Linked DNA regions of Mus musculus: region 2 is linked to region 1. Evidence: chromatin loops called from intact Hi-C (ENCODE). Cell type or tissue: gastrocnemius. All regions are shown on one strand. Each heading gives the region's core, and the rest is flanking DNA. Links, peaks and the distances in the headings are about the cores only.

The links. Peaks named below come from ENCODE experiments on the same cell type or tissue, not always from the same donor. Only the 100,000 strongest peaks of a DNase experiment are listed, where the experiment ranks them.
Region 2: a loop joins it to region 1, with 2.1 times the contacts of the local background. A loop is called at or near these places in 2 of 42 quality-filtered maps.

The regions. Positions count from the first base shown.
Region 1 is chr10:84,980,682-84,990,985 of GRCm38, forward strand. The region is part of intron 7 of Ric8b (RIC8 guanine nucleotide exchange factor B); the gene reads left to right. It overlaps Gm34633 (a long non-coding RNA gene), which reads right to left. Exons shown (of 3, transcript XR_003948930.1): 2 at 7,035-7,125. Among named protein-coding and RNA genes, the nearest start is that of Gm34633, 18 kb to the right of the region's middle. In gastrocnemius, for the core only: CTCF peaks have their summits at 5,502 (motif pointing left) and 7,048; a DNase peak (open chromatin) is centred at 5,547; H3K27ac peaks cover 840 bases.
Region 2 is chr10:84,905,548-84,915,851 of GRCm38, forward strand. Rfx4 (regulatory factor X, 4 (influences HLA class II expression)) reads left to right here. Exons shown (of 18, transcript NM_001024918.1): 18 at 1-989. Among named protein-coding and RNA genes, the nearest start is that of Ric8b, 6.9 kb to the right of the region's middle. In gastrocnemius, for the core only: no CTCF peak of the experiment used is centred there; DNase peaks (open chromatin) are centred at 2,661, 3,140, 3,954 and 4,464.

The DNA.
Region 1 (10,304 bases), core at 911-8,910:
TTCTTTGTATAGTATCTTTGTATAGAAATCACATCTAAGTTGATTGTTATTTCATTTTTTGATGAACCCCGGTTTTGTAAGATAGTTAAGAGATGAAAAACACCCCTGTCAAAATCTCCCCCGCCCTCTCCCTCTTCCTCTCTCCCTCTTCCTCTCTCCCTCTCCCTCTCTGTTGAACTTAGGGTCCCATCCATGCTAGTCAATTGCCCTACCACTGTGCTATATTCCTCAAATTTTTAAATCTTCTGTATCCTTAAACCTTGTTTCTGACTTTTTAGTTTAACCAGTTACGTTCCTATAAAGATGGCACATTATTAGCAACATAATTGAAATGTTGTTATAATGTTGATAACGGTTATTAGCAGTGACAGGTGTCAGGTGCTTGACCCTCTTTCAAACCACTGCCTGACCCACTAAGGACACTCCACTGGTAACATGGCTTCACTTCAGCTTCTTCTTGAACAAGATTGAATCGGCCATCAGTAGAAAGAGAGGCCCATTGGTCTCGCAAACTTTATATGCCTCAGTACAGGGTAACGCCAGGGCCAAGAAGTGGGAGTAGGGGGAGGTTTGGGGGACTTTTGGGGTAGCATTGGAAATGTAAATGAAGAAAATACCTAAATAAATAAATAAATAATAAATAAATAAATAAATAAATAGAAGAAAAAGATTGACTTACACCTTATAATCAAATGGTTATCACAGTTGCTCACATGTGTTGCCAAAATAGTGGCTGATTGGATCTTCTTAGATCACAAATGAGCTATAGGGAGATAGGTTAGTTAGTTAAGTGCTTACACAAAGATCTGAATTAGAGGGAAGGAGGGAGAGAAGGAGGGAGGGTGGGTGAGTAGGCAGGTAGGTGGGTGGGTGGGTAGGTGGGTAGGTAGGTAGGTAAGTAGGTGGGTAACTAAGCTAAGCTTGGTGGCACACACTTGTAATCCCAGCAGTGGAGAAGCAGAGACAGGAGGATCCCTGGGAAAAGAATCCCTGGGGCTTGTTGGCTAGACAGTTCAACTCAGTTGTCAGGCTTCAGGCCAGTGAGAGACCCTGCCTCAAAAGGCACTGGACAGCATTCCAAAGAAATGATGCCTAAAGTTGTCGTCTAACTTCTACAAACTCAGGCACACACATCTGCACCCATTTTAAAAAGCGTGTGTGTGTGTGTGTGTGTGTGTGTGTGTGTGTGTGTGTGTGTACACGCTCATAAAACTACAGCACATATACCCGTTGCCCACTCACTTAAAACTGGATGTCAGAGCGGAGGGAGATACGCAGCATGAGAACCCGAGTTCAGAATCCTCAGAGCCCACGGAAAGCCGCGCGCTCGCCGCTGTGCGTGTCTGTAATCCCAGTGCTCCCACAGCGATGATGTCCACAGGAGGCGGACATAAATCTCCATGCAGAGGCCTTACCCAGTGCGAACAAGAGAAAGCAGGATGGGCGGCTGGGACCGGCAGCTAGCCGAGGCTAGCTCCCCTCCACCCGTGCCATGGCACGCTTGCCTGCACTCACACCCACAAAGGCTTTGGGTGATTACTGTGTTCGTAGCACTGTTACTTCTCACGGAGAAGACTGTTGGTTCTGTATAGATTTTTTTATAGTGAACATACATTTCTTAACTTGTACATCTTTAAAATTCATAATGAGTATGTATCTAAGGACAGTGCCACCTTACTGGTGAGTCGGTGCTTAGCAAATGCAGCACATACTTTGCAAGTGAACTCTGTGGTTATTTTCATTTGAGATAGTTGGCATTGTTCTTCCTAGAATATCTAGTACTTGGGAAGTTTTCTAATACAGCTGAACTCAGACCTAGCCTAGCTCAGCGCAGTTATTTTTGTGTTGCTTGGTTTTTGTTTTTGGATTTTGGATTTTTTCAATTAAAATTTGAAATTTCTGCTGGGCAGTGGTGGCACACGCCTTTAATCCCAGCACTTGGGAGGCAGAGGCAGGCGGATTTCTGAGTTCGAGGCCAGCCTGGTCTACAGAGTGAGTTCCAGGATAGCCAGGGCTATACAGAAAAACCCTGTCTCGAAAAACCAAAAAAAAAAAAAAAAAAAAAAAAAAAAAAAAAAAAAAAAAAAAAGAAATATCTTAGTGTAATCACGTGATTTTCTTTCCAATCTTATTAGAATTGTATAAATGTATTCTTGGAATAAAACCCATTTATTCAAGGGCGGGTGAGATGGCGCAGTGGATACAGACGGGTTCCTGCTCTTGGGCTTCACCACCTGCATTTGACCCAGACATCTAGGTTCCATACATAGAGAGCCGACTACTGCAGGTGACCTCTGACCTCCATATGTGTGCAAGCACCCACGATAGTTAAAATAATAAGTGAATGAATGAATGTGATGAGTATTTTTATGCTACACACAGAAGTATACAAAACAGTCAGGATTTTCACCCTCATGTTATTTACTTATGCAAATAACTGCAGCAGCCAAACCCTTAGTGATGAAAATACCCGCAGTGTCCATGTGAAGTGACAGGTGAAAATTACCCTTTGCAGCAGTTTGTTGCTTGAGGACTGAGGGCTGCAGGGATTGGTGAGGAGGCACTGCTGTTCAGGTGCAACTCAGTGCTGCGACTAAGGAGCTGCTGACCAGCAAGTAACTTCCTACTTCTTATTAGAAATAGATTCTTCTCTCTTACAGTACATGCCAACCACAGTCGCCCCTCCCTCCACCACTCCCTGTCCCTACCTCTTCCCCTCCCCCTCATATTCACTCCCCTTCCATCTCCCATTAGAAAAGAACAGGCCTCCAAGAGATGACAACCAACCATGACAAAACAAACAGTAAGACAAGGCAGAAGCCTTCATGTCAAGTCTGGACCAGGCAGCCAACTGGAAGAAAGAGTCTCAGGAGCAGGCAGGAGAGTTAGAGACACACCAGCTCCCACAGTGAGGAGTCCTACACAAACACCAAGTTCACAGCTACAGCACGTACACAGAGGACCTGGTGCAGACGCCTGTAGGCCCCGTGCTTGCCACTTAAGTCTCTCTGGACACCACTTTCCTCTGGGACTCCCCAAATGGTGAGGGGAAACACCCAGTGAGGACCTCCCCATTTAGGCTCTCCCCATAATATCTGGCTGTGGGTCTCTACATCTGCTTCTGTTGTCTGCTAGAGGACACCTCTGTGCTGACAACTAGACAGAGCCCTGATCTCTGAGTATAGCAGAATGCCATTAGGAATCATAGGATTGATGGATTGGTTGATTTCTGCCAGTCAATCTGGTTCTACCCCAGCTCTCTGGACTAGCCAGGCTTTGGTTCCTGGCCACCCAGGCAGTGCCGGGCATGAGCTCCCTCGCAGGGAGTAGGCCTCAAATCAGAATTGGTCGGCTGCTCCTGAATGTTCTGTACCACCATTTCCCTGTATCACATCTTGTCGATCAAAGGCTGTGGCTGCGTGGGTGTCCATATTTCCCTTCCCTAGCCTGCAGAGTACCTTCCTGCTCCAAAGAGACGAGAGTGTAGTGAGGAAGGCTCCATGCTGGCACCGGTTTGACCTCCCCATGGCAAAGCACATGCAGATGTTTATTTTTTTCTTGCTTTCTTTGAAGGATTTATTCGTTTCCCCCAATTGTTTGTCTTTTCCTGGATTTCTTTAATGGATTTATTCATTTACTCTTTAAGGACCTCTGTTATCTGAAGGTCTTTTTCCTGTGCTTCTCCTGTGTTGGAATATTCTGGTCCTGCTGTTGTAGCATTGCAGGGCCTTAGTAGAGATGTATTGCCCTGGTTGTTATTGTGTTCTTACACAGGCATCTAGGTGTCTGGGTTTGGGGTGATTATAGGTCTAGGTGCTGATTTCTGGATTTGTCTTTGTTGGGTGGGTGTTTTGTTCTTCAGTTTCTGTTTCCTGTCTGCATTTTCAGAGTGTGTGATGGCTGTGTGCTAGTTCTTTTACTGGTCTGCTAGGCTGTGTGTTCATAGGGAATGCCTGCTGGTGATGGAGGCTGGGAAGCAGTGATGAGTCAGAGGAGGGAGGTCAGGAGGGATAGTCTGTGGGGTCCACAAGAGAAGTGGACAGGAGGGAGGCCACAGCTGGTGGTGTGTTGCTGTGCCAGAGAGGTTGAGGGACTGGGTCTAGGGAAACAGAGTGGAGGTCTGCAGCAACCCAGCTGGTTTTCTGGCAGGTGTGACCTGCAGTTGAGGGATAAGGTGTTGAGTGGGGGGAGGGAGGTTAGGAGGTGATGGTCTGTGGGATCCATAGATCCATCCATGTGGGCAAGGGGGGAGGGGAGGCTGCAGCTGGTGTTCTGGTGCAGCAGTGTTAGCACTGTGCCTAAGGGGTTGGCTCTGGGGGAGCAGGGAGAGCAGCAAGGTCTATGTGCAGGCCAAGTCATGTCAGCCACAGTAGCTGAAGTTTCTTAAAGATGCACAAACCCATGTGCAGTGTGAAGGCGCTGTAGTCTGTGCTCAAACCACAGAGTAGCGCAGTAAGCAGCAGTCAGAAGCAAGAAGGGTCAAGTGTTAACAGACTAGGCATGGCAGGAACGCCTAGGTGTCTGAAATCCCCATCTGTGCCAGGGCAGCCTACTTCTCTAGCCAGCAGGAACCAAAATGCTAACGTGTAGTCAGGTTACCAACTTGTGTTGAGCTGTGACATAACTATAGTTTATTACTTTCACAAAGTCAGCTTCCTGGAAATTATGCTAAGCAAAAACAAAAACTGAATTCAGAAAAACCAATGCTACCCATATTTTCTTTTATATGTGAGGTCTAAATGAGAGAAAAATGTGAATCCTAAATGTGTAAAGGGAGCTATTAGAAGGGGCCCAAGAGCTGAGGGTGCCTGTAATGGAATGCATGTAGTGTGAAAGCAGGAGAAGGCTGGTCTCATGGAGAGGGAACCCTGCCGGAAGGGGGTAAGGGGGAGGAAGAGAATGGATAAGAAGCAGCCATAGGGCTGGAGAGATGGCTCAGCGGGTAAGAGCACTGACTGCTCTTCCAAAGGTCCTGAGTTCAATTCCCAGCAACCACATGGTGGCTCACAACCATCTGTAATGGGATCTGATGCCCTCTTCTGGTGTGCCTGAAGTCAGCTACAGTGTACTTATGTATAATAATAAATAAATCTTAGGGCCAGAGCGAGAAGGACTGAGCAGGCGGAGGAGACCAGAGCAAATAGAGCCAACCGGAGGTCCTAAAAATTCAATTCCCTACAACCACATGAAGGCTCACAACCATCTGTACAGCTACAGTGTACTCACATACATAAAATAAATAAAATCTTTAAAAAAAAAAAAAAGCAGCAGCTATAATGCGGTGAGTAGGGAAACAGCCAAGGAAGCGCATCGTTTTGCCTGCTAACATTTCAGTACAATTCTTCTTACAATAATATACTCTCTTCCAGCTCCTTAAAAATAGTCTACATAGTTTAGCCAAAAGAAAGTGATCTGTGAAACATTTCACGCCTTCCGTATGTGGCAGCCGCATACGGAAGTGGTAGGGTGAGTTACAATCAGTTCAGCTTGAGCTGCCTTGTCCAGCAGCGCCCCCTGCAGCCCTGTGCCACCTGCAGCCCTGTGCCCCCTGCAGCTCTGTGCCCCCTGCAGCTCTGTGCCCCCTGCAGCTCTGTGCCCCCTGCAGCTCTGTGCCCCCTGCAGCCCTGTGCCACCTGCAGCTCTGTGCCACCTGCGTGTGCCTCCCTCCAGCTCAGGCTGCGGGCGGGCCTTTGGCCTCTCTCTAGCTTGCTGCTAAGCTGCTTCTTTGCCGTTCATGTTTTTCTTCCTGTCTTCCTAGAAGCCTTCCTCTGTGAGTTGGTCCTCTCTGTGCTTGGGTTTAATTTTTTTTTAAGCTTTTGCATCTTGGAATCTTGAAATACTGATGATATTGCATGCGCTTCTCAATATGTCTGTGCCAGGCCAGGCCTGGACGGCCTTTGACAGCCGTTCTTTTCAGTCTCCTTTGCTGACACTCATTCCGGTCCCACATTGAATTCCATAGTCACCCTCTGAACACCACTGTCTCACTCCTGGCTTCTGCCTCAGGATGAACCTGGCATGCTTCGCCTGTGGACCGCACATCTGCACCTGAGTTTCTCAGGGCTGCCTCCCTCTTCTGTCTGACGTGGAATGCATTTTCTCCAGGGCCCATGTTCCTCAGCCTTTCTGTGTCCTTTGCTCACACCCTCTGTGAAGGGACGTCATCTACAGTTACCCCGCCTACCTTCTGTACATGTAAAACCAATTACACCTTACAGATTTTACTTCCTAGATACCATTTTTAATTTTTTTCTTCCATTTTGTTCCCACACCACTTCATGTTATATGCCTTTAAAATCATTTTCTTAAAATACTAATATAGTCAGACCTCCTGTTTCTAATCAGATTATTTTGGTCTGTCTGCCAGGTGGCTACTAGGGTTTGTTATAAAATGTGGACAGAATGTTGCCATTGCCCCTGTGTGAGCTCGCAGGGCTTCCTCATGCTTGCCTGGGGAAGCCCACATTCTACTCCCGCCCCTTGCCTCGTAGAGTTGTACTGTGTCAGTGTACCCCGTCTGCTTCTAACTTGATGCTTTAGCGCTACCTGGGCTGCCCTTCCCCATGGCCTCAGAACACTAAGTTTTGTCTTCGAAGAGCACCGTGGACTCATCTGTGAAGAACACTCTGGCTGTTGCGGCAAAGTTGATTTTCTTCGTCCTGCCGTTTTGACTCATCTGTGTTGTTTCAAGCTTCCCCATTGGCTGTGCTGTAACGATGTAGAGCTTGCATCCCCAACATCCAGCTTCTTCACACTGGAGATCTTGTATCTTACAGGCAGTTATGCTCCCACAAATGTTACTTAAAAGAGCAAACTGCTCCCTGGGAGTTCAGTCACGTGGGCAGTTAGCATGTGTCTCCCCACAGTGGGAATAAGTTCTTAAAGCAGGGTTGTGCTTGCTACAGTGGCAACCGGGAGGGACACTTTTAAGTGGAAGTAGTTACAGAAACAAACAATTCAGGATCTGAGAAGTGGATACGATAGAACATAACTTTAGAAAGAATGGGCTGCAAGACAGGAGCCGTTCAACCTACTGGTGTTCCAGCCTTTAGGGGGAGCAGGGGAGGCGTCCTCCAGGAAGGTAACATAGTTAGCTTCGTACTGAACAAAAGATGTCTTGTGCACCTGGAGAGAAGCAGAAATGGGAAGATACAGGTCTAAAAAACAGTACTAGTTAGAGGAGCTGCTGGATCTAGAGGACGTAGAGTTTAACTGGATGGAAAGGTTCCTACTGAGGAGGGAGGAGAATGGTCTCTGGGTGTGCCTTCCTCTCAGTAAAGGAATGGAAGCCCTGCTTTGTGGTAAAACAATAGAACTAATGTCTGTGTAGGCTTTCAACACTGCCTGCCAGTGTGTGTCTCACCAGCACCCACTGTGTGGCTACATTCTCTCTCTAGTATCTAGTATCCTTATAATGTCAGCTTTCAGGGAGTCATCTGATTTCAGCAGCATCTTCAGGTAATAACTGACAGTTACCATGACAGAACAGGCATCCTTGTGTGAGCCCATGAGTGCACATACGTAGCACCATCAGAAGATCTTTCCTTTTTTGGTTAGCCAGGTTCAGTCAGTTTCCTTTCTTCCCTACACAGTGTCCAGCAGGGTTTCAGTGGGCTATTTAGCAGCACACTGGAAGGGAAGCGAACGCTTCTCCCGCACTCCTCTCTGCTAGGAGTTTATATTCCACTTAACTCCCGTCTCTGCTTCCCAATATCTTGTTGTTTAAAATTTTAACAAAATTTTATTTGACTTTATTTTTGGAGCATTAATATGCCTTAAATCATCTCTGTAACCCATTTATCTCAGAATTGACATATGTTCCAGTAAAAGAGCAGTAAATATTCTTTCATTAAAATCTCAGGGGTCATTATTAGCTAGGCATTAGTGTTCTGAGGGCTTAGATTTGTGGTCCTTGATCATGAGTGGATTTGTATCTGACCATTGCAATCATGTCTTAAGGATACATATATACTCTAGACATTTGTTCCCTTAATTCATTATGCATTTCCTAACTTACTTGAATCTCTGCATCTTAAGGCACTGGCAGCAAGAGACAGCGTATCAGATTTATTAAGGTTCAGATTACTACCCCTCATTAAATGCTTGCATAGTGTTTGCTGGTAGCACTGAGGAGTGCAGTTACTGATAGGTTTTAAGGTTAGAATGACGAGTGTAAGCTGAGTGTGGAGGACCTGCCTGTGACCTCAGCATTCCGGAGACCTAGGAAGGAGGAAGTGAGGCCCAGGCCAGCTTGGGATACAGAGTATAACTCTCGTTTAATATCTTTGTCTTATTAGCCCATGTCTCATTTTATACAAATGGAACCAGTTTTAATATTCCTTGAGAGGAGGGATAGTTTCATGTGTCCGTGGAGTGGCTATTTTCTCTATCAAAGGGGTGCTCTCCAGTTAAACACTCAAAACTTAACAGCTTTATTCATGTTTCCCAGGCTCTTTATAGTTACATACTCTGACTAGACTATCTCCTATCTCTTTCTCTATTTTAGCCCTTTATAATAAAAAGTTAATTTTAGTTTTTTAAAATTTATACATGAATATTATTTCCAACCCGCACCATGCCAACTCCTCCATGCCCTATTTTCTCAAATTCCTGCCTTCTTCTAATATAATTATGCAGACATACACACCCTGCTGAGCTGATTTAGTTTGCTGTTATGTGCCTGTGTTTAGGGCTGCTCCCTTGGGATTGGCCAACCTCAGAGAGCTCCTCACTGGAGAAGACGGATTCCTCCTTTCTCAGCAGCTACCGAGTGCCAGGCACTCTTCACCTAAGGGTGGGGCCTTAGGAAATTTCTCCATCCGTGTTGGCATATTGACTGATGGTGTCATCATGCAGGCTTTATTTAGGAAGCTACACTGGAGATGTAATGGGTGCAGCATCCCCTTTGTGCCTGCAAAACTGTCTAGTAGCAAATACCCTGTAATTCTCGCTCTCACAGTCTTTCTACCCCGCCTTCCCAGTGCCTTGAGTCTTAGGTGTAAGTGTTCCTTGTAGATGTACGGGATGGGATGTGGACTCCACTGCCATTTATTCCCTGTGTGTTGACCAGTCACGGGCCTCTGTAGTAGCCTCCATCTGCTTCTTTGACGAGGGATGAGGCTCTATTTATCTGTGGGCATCAGGGTAAGTATTTAGAATGCAGTTAGAGATTAGGTTCCATTGGGGAAATGACAGTGGTGGTATCTTCTGTGGGGTCCATGACCTCTCCAGCCAGCGATAGTTGCCTAGCTTGTAGTACCAGGCTTAGACAGCTCTCGGTTAGCCTCAGGATAGCAGGGTTACTGTTGCACCACTGGGACTCTCTTGACAGGCAGTCATAGGCTCCATGCTGGCTTGGACTGCTGCTTGCTTTTGTCCCTTGGCAGCTTTTATACACCTTCAGATCCTGGGAAAGTCCTAAGAGAGGAGCTTCCCAGGGTACTTCCCGCTTGATGCCTCCAAGTCCTGTGTCTGAAGTGTGTGGTGTCCTCAGTAGTGGGGTCTTCCTTCAAGTTCTGGGGAGCAACCAAGGGCAATGGCAGTGGCCTATATTGGACCCTTCCTGATCAACAACTTAAATAGGGGTTTCCCATGCCTGTCACTGGGGTTTCTGTTAGTCTTTTAGTCACTTGGTAGGGAGCATTATCACCATATGTGACATAACTCCATGCAAACAACACACGTGTGCATACACACACACACACACACACACACACACACACACACACACTATGTACTTGTAAGTAAGCTTATGGTTGTTTTCAAACATTCTTAGAGTTGCTTTTCTCTCTCTCCTCCTTCAGTATGATCCTCTGTCCCAGCGGAAGTCCACACATATTTTCCCCTTCCTCCTTCTTAGCACCTGTGTGTGCTTCTCTGAATTTTTCTAGCATTTTTTTTAGGTGAATGGTATAAGTTGTGGTGCTTTCAAATGTAGGTTTTATCTTGGCTTTATACATGGATAAATGTATAGTGTTGTTTTCTACAGTTGACCTTAGCATGTCATTTTATGAACATACTACTCAAAGCCTTCAGTAAAGTTTTTAATCTTTTTATTTATACATAATTGTGCACCTTGAAACGTGCCTGAAGAAAACAAAGTACACTTATATAAAGTTGCCTATAATTGTTCAGTATATTCCTTAAAAGTTTATAAGTCTCTCTGTCTCTCTCTCTCTCTCTCTCTCTCTCTCTCTCTCTCTCACACACACACACACACACACACACACACACACACGAATGCACTCATGTACACATTCATGAACACACACCTCTACAGTGCAGGGTTTCTTTGCAAAGATTTT
Region 2 (10,304 bases), core at 876-8,875, 75 kb before region 1:
GGTACTTATTTTCTTGTTGACAAAGCTCTTTAGTCTTGAAGGATGGATACTGGAGCCAGAATCTGGTTTGTGTTCTTGGACGGGCACATAATTTACCAAGAGCATTCACCTTGCCACCTGTCTGTCTGTCACCTCGCTGTACGGTTACCAGCCCTCAGACATGTAATCCACATCCCGACTTCCTGGTGATGTCATTCCTACTTCCTGGAGTCCCTGGAAGTTTTTGAAAATGCTAAGCTCCCTGCTAAGTTCCATTCGTACCTGCCATATTACCTGCATTGTCCTGGACTGTAAGCACTGTTGTTGAGGGACAGAAGAGGCCTGTTATATATTGCCTTTCGTTGATTGATGTCTGTAGGGACCAGTTCTTCTCTGTACAAGGATTTGTCCTAAGTTTGCACAATGGCTAGCATCAGCAAAAGGCAGGAGAGGGTTTTCTTAAGTTCTGTGAGAAATGTGGATTTATGGCACTAAACACTGTCCTCCACTGTGTTACTTTGCGAAGCTGGATGGAGCAGACTTTCACTTAGCAAGCACCAAGTGTGAAAACAACTGTCTGGTTTCTTCATAAGACTAGAATACTTTCTGACACTTTGCTAGAAAAAAAAAATTCAAAGCTGTGCCTTTGAGTCTATACTATACTGTGTATGTGTGGAAATAAAAAAAATGTATTGTACTTTGGGAAAATTTTTTCTTAGGTATTTTTTGTCAGATTTGTAGCTATTTGTGAGGTTTGTTAGAGATTAACATAGGTTTTCTTTCTGTATTATAAGATGCACCAAGCAATTATGGTGGACCTATTACCCTATGGGTAAGAAATAAATGGAAATATGACATCGGATGTTTTAGCAAATGTTCTGTAAATAAAATGTTTGATCACACCACCCAGTGTGATAATCATGTCTACAGCTAAAATGGAAATAGTTTTATCTGTACAGTTGTGCAAGATATGGATGGTTTCACACTCAAATAAAAAGTATTGAAATGACCAGCCTCCGTTTTTCATTTGCACTTGATATGCTGGGTGTGTGTCTCCAATATGAATTGGTGCCATTCTTAAATCCTTGGGGTATGAGTAGGCAGAACAAAACTGAAAGGTTTTGCTGGGTGTGATTGCACTTATCCAGGATCTCAGCATGCAGAAGGCTGAGGGCAGAGAATAGTGAGTTCAAGGCCAGCCTGCGTCCTGTCTCAAAAGAACAAAAGCAAGCGAGCAGGCAGGCAGGCAACAAAAGCCTTGTGTGGCTGTATGTATGGTTTTGTTACTCAGTCCCCTACTGACTTGTCCTGACTAATAATGGTCGAGTGAGCACCGACGAAGGTTTGTAGAGGACCTGTTCTACAAACTGGGATTTGCCCTATGTCTGCCCGTCAGCTTCTCAGCTTCTCGCATTAAAGAGTGAAAAGCCTCAGCTCTTGCAGGCACTGTTCTTCCTTAGTACCAGCATCAGCAAGAGTTCCCCTGGCACTTAGTTCATTACGCGTTAATGATCATGGCGTGTGAAGATATTTCAAGTGCATTGCTTTAAACGAGAATGAGCAGAGCAGGAACATTACTGAGTTCATAGCAAGAATTACGTTCTCCTCCAGCCCGGCATTTCCATTCTGTAGCTGAAGGGATACAGAAAAGCAGGGTAGCAGGAAAGAAGTGGTTTCGCTTTGCCCAGATTGTTAAGGATCTAGGAGCTAAGAGAGATTCAGAGGCATAGATTTGCAGAAGCCCATGCAGCAGTGACTGTGTTAACCCGAAGGTATGAGAATGTGACAGCTTAATTTGCATTCTGAAAGATTTCTTTTTAAAGCCAAGCCCTTGCATGCTATTACATAACATGTTTATACCTGCAAGCTGATTTTAAGATGGAAATTATTTATGTTATACATAGCCTCCCCTTAAATATATTCAGCTGTGTTATTCTAAAAAAAAAAAAAGCGCATGGATATTGGATCTCATTCTCCCATGGTAAATTGGTTTGACCTTTTGTCCACAATCCATTAGCTTTATATGATGAAAGCAAGAGAGAGGATGAGGGAAAATTTGACTTTAGCCACTGTTGAGAATAACCCTCAGGATGACCAGCCTTACTGGCCACTCAGACTTCATAGTAAGTGCTGTATCAACAGAGGTGTGGTAAGTCTGACCTTTGTCTTAATGAGTACAAACACAAAAAAACAAAACCCACAAAGCAACGACAACAAAGCCAAGTCATTATCAAATTCTCCAGCCAGGTAACAAGATAAACAACACCCGTGTACAAATAACAGCCAAAGCTCATTAGCTGCACAGCACTTTGGGTGGAAACTTGTCACCATGAACAAGAGCCTGAGGCCAAGAGATGGAGAAGGGGCTCCATGACCCTCCCTAGTGAGCAAATGTGCACCGGTGCCCTCACAGCACAACCAGGAGTGAGTGAGTGATACCAGCAAAGAAGCAGCTTGAGAAGATGGCAGGAGGCATAGAGCATCCTTTCCAGTGCTCAGGGCACCAGTGTGCTCCCAACTGTCCTAAAACCTTCACCTTAGGAGATGGGAAGCTCTGACTAGGAAAGGAGACAGCTGTTGTGGGGCAGGACCCAATGGGCCTTCTCTTTCTAGTGGTTCCTTTCTGGTCACCAGAGTGCAGATGGGCATGGCTGGTAACTGGGAGTGGGGCCAATCACTTGTCAGAGAAAACCAGAAGAGTTTTGGCAATGGGACTTTCTCTTGAAAGGGCCTCTGACAGCTTGAGACTGGTTGAAGTCATGATCGTCAGCCAGGATGGCTCACACACGTTGCAGCTCTGTGGCATCCCTAGCATTTGCCCTGTGTCCTTTACCAGGCCTGTAGTCCTCCCAGATCTAGATAGGAAGGAAATGCGTGGCCCCTCAGAGACCGCAACCATGCAAATCCAGAGTGACTGCCATTGAGGAACCCCAACCATGGGGTTAAAGGCCCAAATCATTAAGGGTAGCCATTGCTTCACCATCATATGACCTTGGATGAATTACCTCCTATTCTGGGCCTGAAGCAGGCATGTTAAATGGCACTGAGATTTCAGATCATGGTGTTTATGCTGAAAAAGCAAGGCCTTTGGGAGTGAACAGTCAAGCTAGATTGGCAGCTGGGCAGTGATTCAAGAAGGCAGTCGCAGGGACAGGATACTGGCTTCTCCAGCCGGTGCCAACACACATACTGAGTGAGGTCCATGCCTGCAGGCTCGACTGGCACACCTGCCCATCATCACCAAAGACCCCACAACTGCCTCCTGTCCAACTCTACCCATTCTCCCTCTCCCATCAGGAATCTTAGCTCTCTGTTCAGAACTGTCTTTAGACCTATCTAAAATGGCTGCCGTGAAGCTGGAGATGGATGGGGAGCCTCAGGTCTCTGTTCCTCTCATCGGCTGATGGCAAGATTTTTAAACTATTGGACCCTGGGAAAGGGCATGAGATAACATTCTTATTATAGGCAAAAGGGCAAAGGAAGGTGTTGCCATGGGTCTCCTAGGAGGAAAGCTCTGTAAAATTGAATGAGATTTATTGAGATCTGAACAAATGGCTCAAATATGTAATTCACTAGAAGCTTAAAACCATAAAGGAGGTACGTTCTGATTTGGTCTTAACGTGAAGCAGTGGTGAATGAGGCCAAATCTTGGTCCCACCAAAGACAGGCCGTAGCAGGGACATTCCTATTCTAGAAAGGATGTGACTTCATGTATCAGTGGATGCACTGTGACGGAGGTCCCCCACCTCGCAGCTCTAAGATTCAAGGACCTACTTCACATGAGCCACCACCCCTCTCTCTACAGGGTTCCAGTGTATCTAGACCGGCGAGCCATTAACTATGTAAAATGGGCACTTCGCTACAGCCTACACTGTGCTGGTTTTCTTAGCAGACAAACCTTCCCGTCTCTGCTGCTGCTTGGCTCTCCTCCGCGTAGTGTGCGCAAGCTCCCTGTCACTTTGCATTACTCTTCGAACCTTCTCGGCTTTGGTTCCTTGGCAGTCTCCCAGGCTCAGCCAGCCTGGACACTGTCCTTGGGGATTCCTCTTGTTCCTCAGAGGTCACTAACCTCCTTCCCCAGCTCTTTCTCACTCTCTTCTGGCACCCCAGAACCCCCTCCCAACTCTACCACCCCCACATTTTGCTGCTGCTGGTGTAGGTGGGGCAGAAGCCGTGGGCTGGAGTTAAGAGCTGTTGCTAGGAAGGGAGAGTGGGTGATGAGAGGGGGTGGGCGGGAGAAATAGGACTCCCCAGTCTTCCGGCCCCCTTTCTCATTAGAAACGCTTCAAGAGCTAACACCGGTTCTTTGAGATCTATTATGGGGGGGAAAAAGTCAGGTCTGACCAGGACAGCAGGGGTGAGAAGAGAAAAATCGGCCCCAGAAACAGCTGCACGCCCGATGGATGGTATTTATAACGGTCTAATGGAAAAGCCTGAGAAAAGCTTGAGATATGTTCATTCTCAAAAAACTGGCAAACTGTGCCCCTCTGAAGGTTGGTATCCAAGACGTCTGGCACGAGTCCTAACCTCGGAGGGAACAACCATGAAAGCAGGCTCCTGCCTCACCTTCCTCCGTTCACTGAGTGGTCTCTGACAGCTCTGAAACACATCTATACTATTGCTTGGGGGTCTTCGAGGTACTGGTGTATCAGATGTATCAGACGTTATCACTTTCCTGCCCTGCCCGACAGTGCTTCCCACACTTTATTTCACCCCCTTGTTCAAGGGCACACAGCTTAAAGGGCAGCACTGTGATCCGGATGCTACCCCCAGGTCCATCCAGGCTCCTTCCTGTCTCCCTTTGTTCCCATCCCACCCTACCCTGTTGCTCTCCTCAGAGCAGCTTTGGAGCTTTTAAATCAAGCTTGGCCGAAGGTAATACAACCAAATGGGCTCCAACAGACGTTCAGGAGTTCTGGGAAATGGTGCTCATTAAAGGAAGGCAGTTCCTAAACGGGACTCCAGCTCTTCCCCGCTCCCCCCACCCCACCCCACCACCACCAGGTGACACTGTACAAGAATGGCAGCTTTTCTGCTATCATTTTACAAGGAAGGCATGGCCGATGCAGGTGCAAGGGCCAGGATTTGGTTATTCTACAAAGAAATAGGAAGAAAGGAAATCAATAATGTTTTTCGTGTTTTGTTTTTTAAATCAGGTCTCAGGGGGATTTTTATTACGTTTAAAAAAAAAAAAGCGCCACAGGGAAGGATCAATGAGCCAAGCATTGACTAGAATGAAGTCATTGGGGTGTGGGGGGAAGTAGGAGAGGGCTTGGCCACCTCTTGCTGTTAAGGTCACTACCCTTTGACAGAGGTGGCCTCTGACCTCCACAACCCTACAATTCTATTTTGACTGATCCTGAAACCCATGAAATTCAGATGTAGGCCCTGCCCAGAAGTTGAGCTAAAGCTGACTAATATGGGAAAAGCCCCCAGTGTGTGCCCCCAGCTGAAAGGAGCTGGCAGTTCTTTGGCCAGGGATGCAATTTATTCTGTCCTGCTCCTTTCAGGGAAATGCTAATCCTTCATAGGCAATGGGAGGGGAAGACTTAACTGTGTTGATGATGAATGACAATAATCCTTTGTCCACTGCTGCCTCCTCCTAGGGTTGAACCTTAAGAGTTTAATCAAATGTTGGTAAGTAAATTAATGCTTTACTGCAGAGGGAGGTGCTGGGAAGAAGGGCTTGTGAGAATGTATTTCCTCTGACATGTGAATTTCAATACACTTAATTGCAAAGGCATTGGTTTGAAGAGGTGTTGAAAGAGTGCTTTAGACTCCTTATTTACACACACACACACACACACACACACACACACACACACACACGCACAGAGGCTGAGTCACTATCTCAAACCTGTATGGTAGAATGTAGTATAAAAGAAGCTAGTTACTTTAAAGCTACACAAATCAAGCAGTATATTGGGATTTTCTTTCTTTAAAAGACAAAATAAAACAACAGGGCTGTCCAGACCCAGCAGTGGGTACTGTTCTCAACACCAGCAGCAGGCAGCTCACAACTGCCTGTGACACCAGCTCCAATGGATATGACATCTCATCCTTGGGTGTCTGTATGCACACATGTACACATGCCCACCCACCTATACATACATACACACATAATTAAAAATAACAGAAGTGGCAGAAAAACAAAACCAAACAAAACAAAATATCCCATGAAACACAATCTTAATCCTGAAGATTCAGAGTGTCTTGTTAAGCCCCGCCACCTCAGTCCGGCTGATACTGAGCATGGTCACTCCAGGCCAAGTCCTATATGCTGACCACGCTGACAGCCATCTCTTTTAACCCTTAAGAGGTTCCACAAAACAGGCCTAATTATTTTCATTGCAGCTGAGCAGGTCAGCATCCCAGGAGTGTAAGCGATGGCCTTAATGCCCAATGACAGAGTGAACATTCATGAAAAGCTTTTTGGCTTCTGCGTTTTCTGTTGGTTGGGAGAAGGGTGTCCAGGCATTTGACAAGCCATCGGCTTTCTGAGAGTCACACAGTGGGGACGGGAGGGAAGAATCGGTTTTCCACCCCTAGTCTTCTTGTTGAAAGACAGTTCTGCACTGTCACCCAAAGGGCTGGATTTTCCCAAGAGAAATGTGTATGGGATTCCAAGTCAACAAGCTGCAAACGGCCTGGTGGTGTTGGTGGTGCACGCCTTTAATCCCAGCACATGGGAGGCAGAGGCAGGGGGAATTCTGAGTTCAAGGCCAGCCTGGTCTGCAAAGTGAGTTCCAGGACAGCCAGAGAAACTCTGTCTCGAAAAAAACAAAAAACAAAAAACACAAAAACAAAACAAACAAACAAACAAAAAACAAAAAACCAAACGAAAACAAACCAAAACAAGTTGCAAACAGAGCTGACCAACATTCCAGAACTTGGGAAAATAGAAACTCTTGAAGGGCAGGGCCCATTTCCTATGCTAAATGTAAAAACCTACTGTACACAGTCAGTGCAGATCTATTTATTATAAGTGTATTTGCCAATGCTCAAGTACAGGCTCAAGTGAACAGATTGCCAAGGCTGCCTACATTTTTATTGTTCACACCATCACATGTGGAGGGCAGAGACAACCTGCACGGTCGGGTTGCTTCTCTCCTTCCACGTTGTGGAAGCTTGGGATGGGGTGTTGGGCTTGGCAGCAGTGTCTTTGCTGCCCATCACAACAACCCACATCCTGCGTGCTTCTCCAGCATTTGCATCTCACCAAAGGTGTATAGAGCAAACCTCCTCCAAGAAAGCTCTTCTGATTACCCCTTTGCCCAACTACTTCTTTTGATTTGTACAGTAATTATATTTAATTTACTCCTTATCATGAAAAAGAACTCATTTTCTGTTTGGTTGCTTCTTATATCCGTTAAGGATTGCATCAATTGTTGCCACTTGTCTTTATTTTGTTATGGTGTCTAACACAAAGTGATGTTTCAAAAAAAAAATGGAAAATATTTGTCAAAAGAACAAACTATACTAATTAACTTGTTATGAAAGGGTGACTTCATCCTTAAGAAATGAAATGAATTCTCATTTTACCAGATTATTCATATTTCTCAAAAACAAACAAACAAACAAAAAACCAAAACACCAAACCCTTTACATGGACAGGGTTTTGGGAGACCACCCCAAAACTAGTTCACTAGGTAATCTTCCAAAAATATGCATTTGCTGTTGTTTTTAATGCTAACTGCTGTTTAAATCAACTGGGAAACTGTTGAAATGCTCAGTACCCAGGCCTCAGCATAGACAGACTGAGTTAATCTCAGGTGTTTCCACACAAAGAGATGCACAGAACCTACAGGTAATTTCCAAACCCCCCTCATGCATATGCATATGAGTATGCAAATGTGGTTTCATTGTTTTAGAATCACAGGACTAAGATTTAAAATAAGATCCAGGTCAGTCCTGGTTGCCCAAATTGAAGACCCTGGGTGAAGAGAGGGCTAAGTGGCTGCTCCACACAGGGAGGTGGTGGTTGCCAAGTGACCGGTCCTATCTTGAATGAATGGAATTTTCTGAACTCCCTTTCTGGAACTACAGAACTGTTTGGTTTCTAAATGTCTGCCTCTAAGGAAAATGGACAAAAAGTATGACAGAGAGGAAGCGTTGGATTCTAAGACTGACAGTGTCAGGGGCTCCTTAAAGGCTTTCAGTTTGCCACTTCTCAAATACCCCACTGCCATGACAGGAGAAAATTCTACAGCAGGTGATATCATAGTCCAAAACAAACACACATACAAAACCAACAAAAACCCTAGTATCTATTTGTAGGCCTTTTGATTGGCCCTTACTCAAAAGGCCATAGACATCTTGATATCAGAATATGGAGCACACTTGTTCCTGAGTTATACCATTTATTAGCAGATTTGTTCACCTATGACCAAAGAGAATCATAATCAACACCCCAAACACTGTCTCTCTCATATATACATATATATAGTGCATATATAATATATACACACACATATATAGTGCCTATTCTATTGACCTTACAGATATGTGGAAATATTTTGAGGCTAGCAAAACACTATACATTCATATGCACAGAAGTATTGTATGAGTATCTCTCAAAAGTGATGGCTTTTATGTATTGGTTGCATTGATTTCTGAAGTTGTTTTTCGAGACAGGGTTTCTCTGTATAGCCCTGGCTGTCCTGGAACTCATTTTGTAGACTAGGCTGGCCTTGAACTCAGAAATCCTCCTGCCTCTGCCTCCCGAGTACTGGGATTAAAGGTGTGCCCCACCACACCCGGCTGATTTCTGAAGTTCTAAATGCTAATTCCTTAGTTCCATGCCACCTACACAGTAAGAGAAACTGGATTTATTGCTAACAAGAGTTTCCAGCCACCGAAAGTATCACATAATCAATATTTAGGGAAGTAAATTGATCTACTGGCTTAGTCTAGGCTCTAGTCCCAGACTCTAACTTTAACTATTGACTTTGGATAAGTCACTTAAGTTTTCTGCGACTAGAGTCTCATCAGTGGTTAAAGAGTGACTGGAGTTAGAGTCAAAGATACTTGGATTCATAAAAATCAGAATATAAGCACAAGATTATTTTAAAAAAAAGCAATTTCCTAAGCTATTAATTCATTCAACTCCACATTTTGTTTTCTTTTTTAGAAATACAGAATTGGAGACTAAAAATATAGCCTATTTCTGCTAAACAGACATTTCAAAGATGTGTAAGAGCCCTCATTTTTTAAAGAAAAATATCTTTACTGGAATACTTTCTACTTATTCTCTTCAGGAGGCCTTGGCTACTGTACTGGATGGTTTTATGTCAACTTGACACAAGCAAGGGCCATCAGAGAGGAAGGAGCCTCAGTTGAGAAAGATGTCTCAGTAAGACCCAGTGGTAAGGCATTTTCTCAATTAGTGATCAATGGGGAGGTCCTGTCCAATTGTGGATGGTGCCATCCCTGGGCTGGTAGTCCTGGGTTTTATAAGCAGGCTGAGCATAAAGCAAGCCACAAGCAGCACCCCTTCATGACCTCTGCATCAGCTCCTGACTCCAGGTTCTTGTCCTGGCTTCCTTTGGTGATGAGCAGCAATGTGGAAGTATAAGCTGAATAAACCCTTTCCTCCCCAACTTGCTTTTGGGTCTTGGTGTTTCCTTGCAGCAACAGAAACTCTAAGATGACACCCAAATAAAGAATTACCCAAGTAGGACTTCATGAAATACTGGACAGATTCGCTAGAGTTCCAGTTTTTTACTTAACTCATCTGGACCTGTTCTCTATAAAATGGAAACAGTGCCTTTGCCAATGGTACATTAGGTGTTGTTTCAGTGACTTATTTAAACTGTTAAACCTATTAAAAGTGGGAAGTAAATGTTTTGTAAACCTAAAGAATTGCTAGATATTTTAATATTCGGGTTGTAGTTTACAGGACCTTTCTTAGAAGTATTCTCTTTTGAGAGTCATATTAAAATCTTTCTGACCTAATTTATTACAGATAAATTATTCATCTTTTTACATACTTCGGATCTGGAATGTCTGGGCCCATTTGTTTAAGGCTTGGTCCCCAATCCATGATACTGTTGGGAAGTGGTGAGACCTTTACTTAAGCAGAGAGAGTTAGGTCCACAGCAGCGTGCTATTGCTATTGGAGGGAATATCGGGCCCTCGCTCTTTCCTGGATCTTTGCCTTCCAGCTGCCATGGAGTGAGCAGGTTTTTCTACTATGCCCTGTCAGGGAGCCATGAGGTACACTCTGGTCACAGGGAATAACACCAAGGAGCCATGGACAGAACCAAACGAATCTCTCTCTTTACTGATTGGCTTCAGCATCTGTTTCAATAACAACAAACAAAACC